2 separate regions of the Homo sapiens genome follow, and region 2 is linked to region 1. The links are chromatin loops, found by intact Hi-C in ENCODE. Cell type or tissue: endothelial cell of umbilical vein. All regions are shown on one strand.

The links. Hi-C counts contacts between places; a loop is a spot of excess contacts. Peaks named below come from ENCODE experiments on the same cell type or tissue, not always from the same donor. Only the 100,000 strongest peaks of a DNase experiment are listed, where the experiment ranks them.
Region 2: a loop joins it to region 1, with 5 times the contacts of the local background. A loop is called at or near these places in 2 of 110 quality-filtered maps.

What each region holds. Positions count from the first base shown.
Region 1 is chr1:92,817,046-92,819,545 of GRCh38, reverse strand. No RefSeq gene overlaps it. Among named protein-coding and RNA genes, the nearest start is that of RPL5, 14 kb to the left of the region's middle. In endothelial cell of umbilical vein, a CTCF peak has its summit at 984; no DNase peak of the experiment used is centred here.
Region 2 is chr1:92,481,339-92,483,838 of GRCh38, reverse strand. GFI1 (growth factor independent 1 transcriptional repressor) reads left to right here. Exons shown (of 7, transcript NM_005263.5): 2 at 253-466; 3 at 793-975. The coding sequence starts at 352. Among named protein-coding and RNA genes, the nearest start is that of GFI1, 4.3 kb to the left of the region's middle. RefSeq lists silencers at 118-247, 1,368-1,457 and an enhancer at 132-731. In endothelial cell of umbilical vein, no CTCF peak of the experiment used is centred here; no DNase peak of the experiment used is centred here; H3K4me3 peaks cover 493 bases; H3K27me3 peaks cover 2,409 bases.

The DNA.
Region 1 (2,500 bases):
AGAGATGGAATCTTGCTATGTCGCCCAGGCTGGTCTCAAACTCCTGGACTCAAGCAATCCTCCCACCTCCCAAAGTGTTGGGATTACAAAGTGTAAGCCATTGCATCTGGCCTTTTAAATTTTTTTGTAGAGACAGGATCTTGCTATGTTGCCCAGGCTGGTCCCGAACTCCTGGGCTCAAGTTCTCCTTCTGTCTTGGCCTCCCAAAGTGTTGGGATTACAGACGTGAGCCACTGAGCCTGGCCTTCTAGTTTTTTTTTTTTTTTTTTTTTTAGACAGGGTCTCACTCTGTTGCGCAGGCTGGAGAGCAGTGGTGCGATTTCAGCTCACTGCAATCTTTTCCTCCAGGATTCAAGCGATTCTCCTGCCTCTGCCTCCCAAGTAGCTGGGATTACAGGCACATGCCATCACGTGAACCCAGCTAATTTTTGTGGGTTTTTTCTTTCTTTTCTTTTTTTTTTTTCTGAGACAGAGTCTTGCTCTGTCACCCAGGCTGGAGTGCGATGGCACAATCTCAGCTTACTGCAACCTCTGCCTCCCAGGTTCAAGCGATTCTCCTGCCTCAGCCTCCCAAGTAGCTGGGACTACAGGCGCACACCAGAACGCCTAGCTACTTTTTGTATTTTTAGTAGAGACAGAGTTTCGCCATTTTGGCCAGGCTGGTCTCGAACTCCTGACCTCAAGTGTTCCCCCCACCTCGGCCTCCCAAAGTGCTGGGATTACAGGCATGAGCCACTGCTCCCAGCTTAGTTTTTGTGTATTTTTATTAGAGACGGGGTTTCGCCATGTTGGCCAGGGTGGTCTCGAACTCCTGACCTCAGGTAATATGATGTCCTTGGGCTCCTAAGGTGCTGGGATTACAGGCATGAGCCACCAGGCCTGGCCTCTAGTTTTATTTGAGGTGTTTTGTTGTTGTTTTGTTTTGTTTTGACAAATAGAGATTTGCAGTGGATTAGGGGTAATTTGGTCTTGCTTGCAGTGCTTCTACTCACCAGAAGGAGGAGTGTGGCCAGCAAGCTGCCAGAAGATGAAGCTGTATTTCTAGGGGCAGAAAGAAAATTGGGAAATGAACAAATGACCTACTTCTTTCCATCTAAGTATACCTGAAGAAGGGTGCAGCTACTGGCTACTGGCCTAAAATTTGGGAAGGGAAGGAGGATATTGGTGAAAGCCTGGGAGAAGCTTGCCAAGATTCATCTGTTTCCAGTAACAGAGGGGCAGGAGCAGGTGAGTTTGAGTTTGTGTGTTTGTGGGTGTTTGGGGCAATGCCTCAGAGAGAGAAGGCGGCTAATGACAGGGTCATTAGATGTCAGTAAGTGACTTTGCAATTCAAAGTGTTGCTATCCTAAAACCAGGAAGTAAGCACAGGACCTCATGGATTGTACACAGGTCATATTCATGTGCACTTCTGAGTTTGGTCCAAAAATATGGTATAACCTGTATGTGTTCCACAACTGTCTTTTGCATTTTGTCCTCTATAATACATAAATGGCCATTCTTCCTTCAGCTATGAAATTGATTTTACCTCCTAGACCCACTACCTCCTAATTCTTGCCCCTCTCTTTAACCCATGAATCCTTGCTGCCAGTCTTTGGTTGAGACAAAGACCAGCCTTGGGTGGGGACTCCTTTTTTCAAGAATGTCTGAGGCTATCAGTAGTAGTGAATTTATATATTCTCAATACCAAAAGGGGCTGAAACAATTCTTGGATGGCTTCAAGTTTGAAACCAACAAGTCAGAAAGACTCCAGACCATTTCAGCCCCCAGGGCCATGGGTAGCACCAAAGGAGAGAATGGGCTTTAGTATCCCTACAGTCTTCATTAGCACCCCCATCATTGATACAGACGATTAGTATTTTCTCAATTTTTATAAAGTGCTATGTACATGCACCTTCAAGACCTGTTCTCTCACCCTACCTCTCCACCTAGAAAGCTGCTGTATGCTCCTGCTGTGTAAAAATCCTAAAGCTGTCCCTGGTTGGTCATCTGCAACGACCCATAACACTTGGCTTCCTGGAGTAGGTGCAATTGAGATTCTTTGAACTTTGCCCAATTTTAAGTGTAACACAACCAGTGTAGTTGCAGTATTTACATTGGAAAAACAGGTTCTGATCAGCATTAGTATGGGCAAAGTGGATATAGTTTTAACTTACTTACTAAACTAGAATGTTTGCCTTTAGATCACCATGTGTACTTTCTTTGGTCATTTATTGCTGAAGTAATCATTAAACCTTGGTGTTGTCCCCATCATAGATTAAGTAAAGGCCCAGGCAAGAAAATCTCTAGATGATTTTTTCCTTTAAAACCCACCCAATTTAGAATAATTTTTCATTCACCAATAATTTTTCATTCACCAAAAGTAGAAACTTAACATGACTTCCTAGATGAGACTTTTTAAATTTTACTGTCACCATTATTTACACACTTGTTGAAGAATATAGAATAAGTCCTCTTTTCCAGAATAAAATAAGCTTTTTTTTTTCTATAATAGAATAGCTAT
Region 2 (2,500 bases), 340 kb after region 1:
AGGGGCCTGAGACAGGGCCCCGGGACAGGTTTTACCGCTGAGCTGTGTCAGTGGCGGCGGCGGCAACGACGGCGGGTTCGCGCCACCTGTCCAAGTGCCACCTGGTAAGCGCGGCGCAGCAGGGTCAAGCCCCTCCTCCCGTGGGCCCTCTGCGCGCCTCCCTGGCCCGCGCTCTCCCTCCGCCTGGGTGCCCAGTCCGCCGCACCGGAGAGTACTGACCCACGTCTCCACCTGGTTTTCTTTCCCTCTCAGGTCTCCTCCGGGCTGGGGCTGAGCAAGCCCTCGGAGTGACCGTGGGTGACAGCGGCTCCAGGGACTCTTGGGGCGCAGTGGGGAAAGTGCCGGACCACCATGCCGCGCTCATTTCTCGTCAAAAGCAAGAAGGCTCACAGCTACCACCAGCCGCGCTCCCCAGGACCAGACTATTCCCTCCGTTTAGAGAATGTACCGGCGCCTAGCCGAGCAGGTGCGAGGCGCGCGCGGGCCAGGCGGGGCTGCTCCCCCGGATGCCTACTGCACCTCGGCACACCATTAGTCCGGAGCTGGGAGGGGCTGCCCCAACGTCCCTTTTGCTGCTGTTTTTGTTTCCTACTGTCCTGGTTCCTCCGGGTTTGTCTCCTAGGTGCCATGGCCTCTCTGCGCCTGCCCTCGGATCCGAGAGGGTTCCCGGCCGGGGTCTGGGTGGAGAGGGGAAGACGCTCGGCTGCCCTGGTCGGGGGATTGGGGGAGCCTTCAGCACCCTCAGACTCAACCGGTCCCAGCCTGAGCCCCTCACCTGCCTCCTCTTTGCAGACAGCACTTCAAATGCAGGCGGGGCGAAGGCGGAGCCCCGGGACCGTTTGTCCCCCGAATCGCAGCTGACCGAAGCCCCAGACAGAGCCTCCGCATCCCCAGACAGCTGCGAAGGCAGCGTCTGCGAACGGAGCTCGGAGTTTGAGGACTTCTGGAGGCCCCCGTCACCCTCCGCGTCTCCAGGTAGGAACCCACTGGGAACCTCTTGGGCGGGAGCTGCAGGGACCCGGCAGTGCTGGGGGGGAATTGGCGCGACCTTGGGCGTAGAAATGCTAACGGGGAGTTGGAGAGTCTTTCCGGGAGAAGGGAGCTGATTCGTAGGGGAAGGAGGCATCCGGCTTCTCTGGGACTTGGACAGCTTGCCCGCTGGGGCTGCTGCCTCCATCCCAGGCGGCAGGACCCTAGCTGCTTGTCGCTTAGATTCGTTTGCGCGGAGCTGGCCAGTGACGGAAAACAAACCAGTCGTTTCGACTGGCGGCAACGCTGACCTTTCATTTTCTGACCAGACCTGACTGTTTTATAAAGTGCTAGGATCCTGCAATCTAGACCCCCAAACCTCAAACAGAGAACAGGGCAGAACGGGCCAGGCAGAGGAGCTAGGCGCTGGGCGGCAGGGAGGGGGCAGGACGAAAATCTCAGCCCGCGGCTTGGTCTTCACAGGCGCAGATTGGGGGCCTGTTTCATTTTTCGTTTTGCCGGGTTAACCTAGCCTCAGGGGCCTGCTCTCTGGGTTTCATTTCCAGCGAGCAATCCAGCTTCAGGCAAACTAAGTGACCACACGTTGGGTGGGGGCGTCTCGAGTCCCGGCCGGGGGAAGGAATGAGCAGACCAGCCGGATTCTGTCAAGGGCCGGTTATATCCAGAATATGTTTGCTAGTTTTAGAAGATACCACCACCCGTCCCACAATCAGTGAGTTGACTTGGCGAAAACCATAGCTCCAGCAAGTGTGTCTGGGAGCCGGCGGCGGGAGGATTCTTCCTGCCAGGGCGTCAAGTGGCCAGACAAGGATTGGGCGCGCCCCGAACCCCTCCGAACGAAACTCCGGGTACAGCCTCTCACTGAAGTGGCCAGCCTGAACTGGAGTGTTGTGCGCACACACACACACACACATTTGTAAATGCCGTATGCACTCACATGCGTTGGGGTCACTAGTTTTAGCAAAATTCACGTGGGTGGGGGCGTAGCAGGCCGAGAATTCAGAGCTGTCTCCTTGCAGGTGGTGGCTAAACCTTATGAGTTATAGTTATTCTCTGAGAAATTCAGGTTCCCCGCCTCCATCAAACTGTAACAGGAATGGGGAGTATTTGGCTGTCAATTTAAGCCCAAAAGCCCCTTTCCTGCTGCTCCTTTGCTACGTACACTGGGCACTTAACTTCGTGAAATCTTAATACCTTCGGGTTTATTCAGACAGCAGCCTTTCGGGTAGTTCGGGGCCGCATTTATGGACCTTCTCCCTCCTTCCTCTTGGATTCTGGGAAGAAAAAGAATTGAATGGGAACATGTAGGGGCTGGGAGAGTGCCTGCGCTGGTGGCTGGACCCTTCCGCCCTTGAGTGCTGTGAGGGGCCGAACGGCCGCCACCTTCTCCTTCTTAACAGCTCAACTACGGGCATTTATAGATGCGCCCTTCCCTGTAGGATCTCCAGGTGCGCGGGTCCAGCCAGAAAAGATCCTCGGAACGCCGAGCGCCTCCGCTGCACTCGCACAG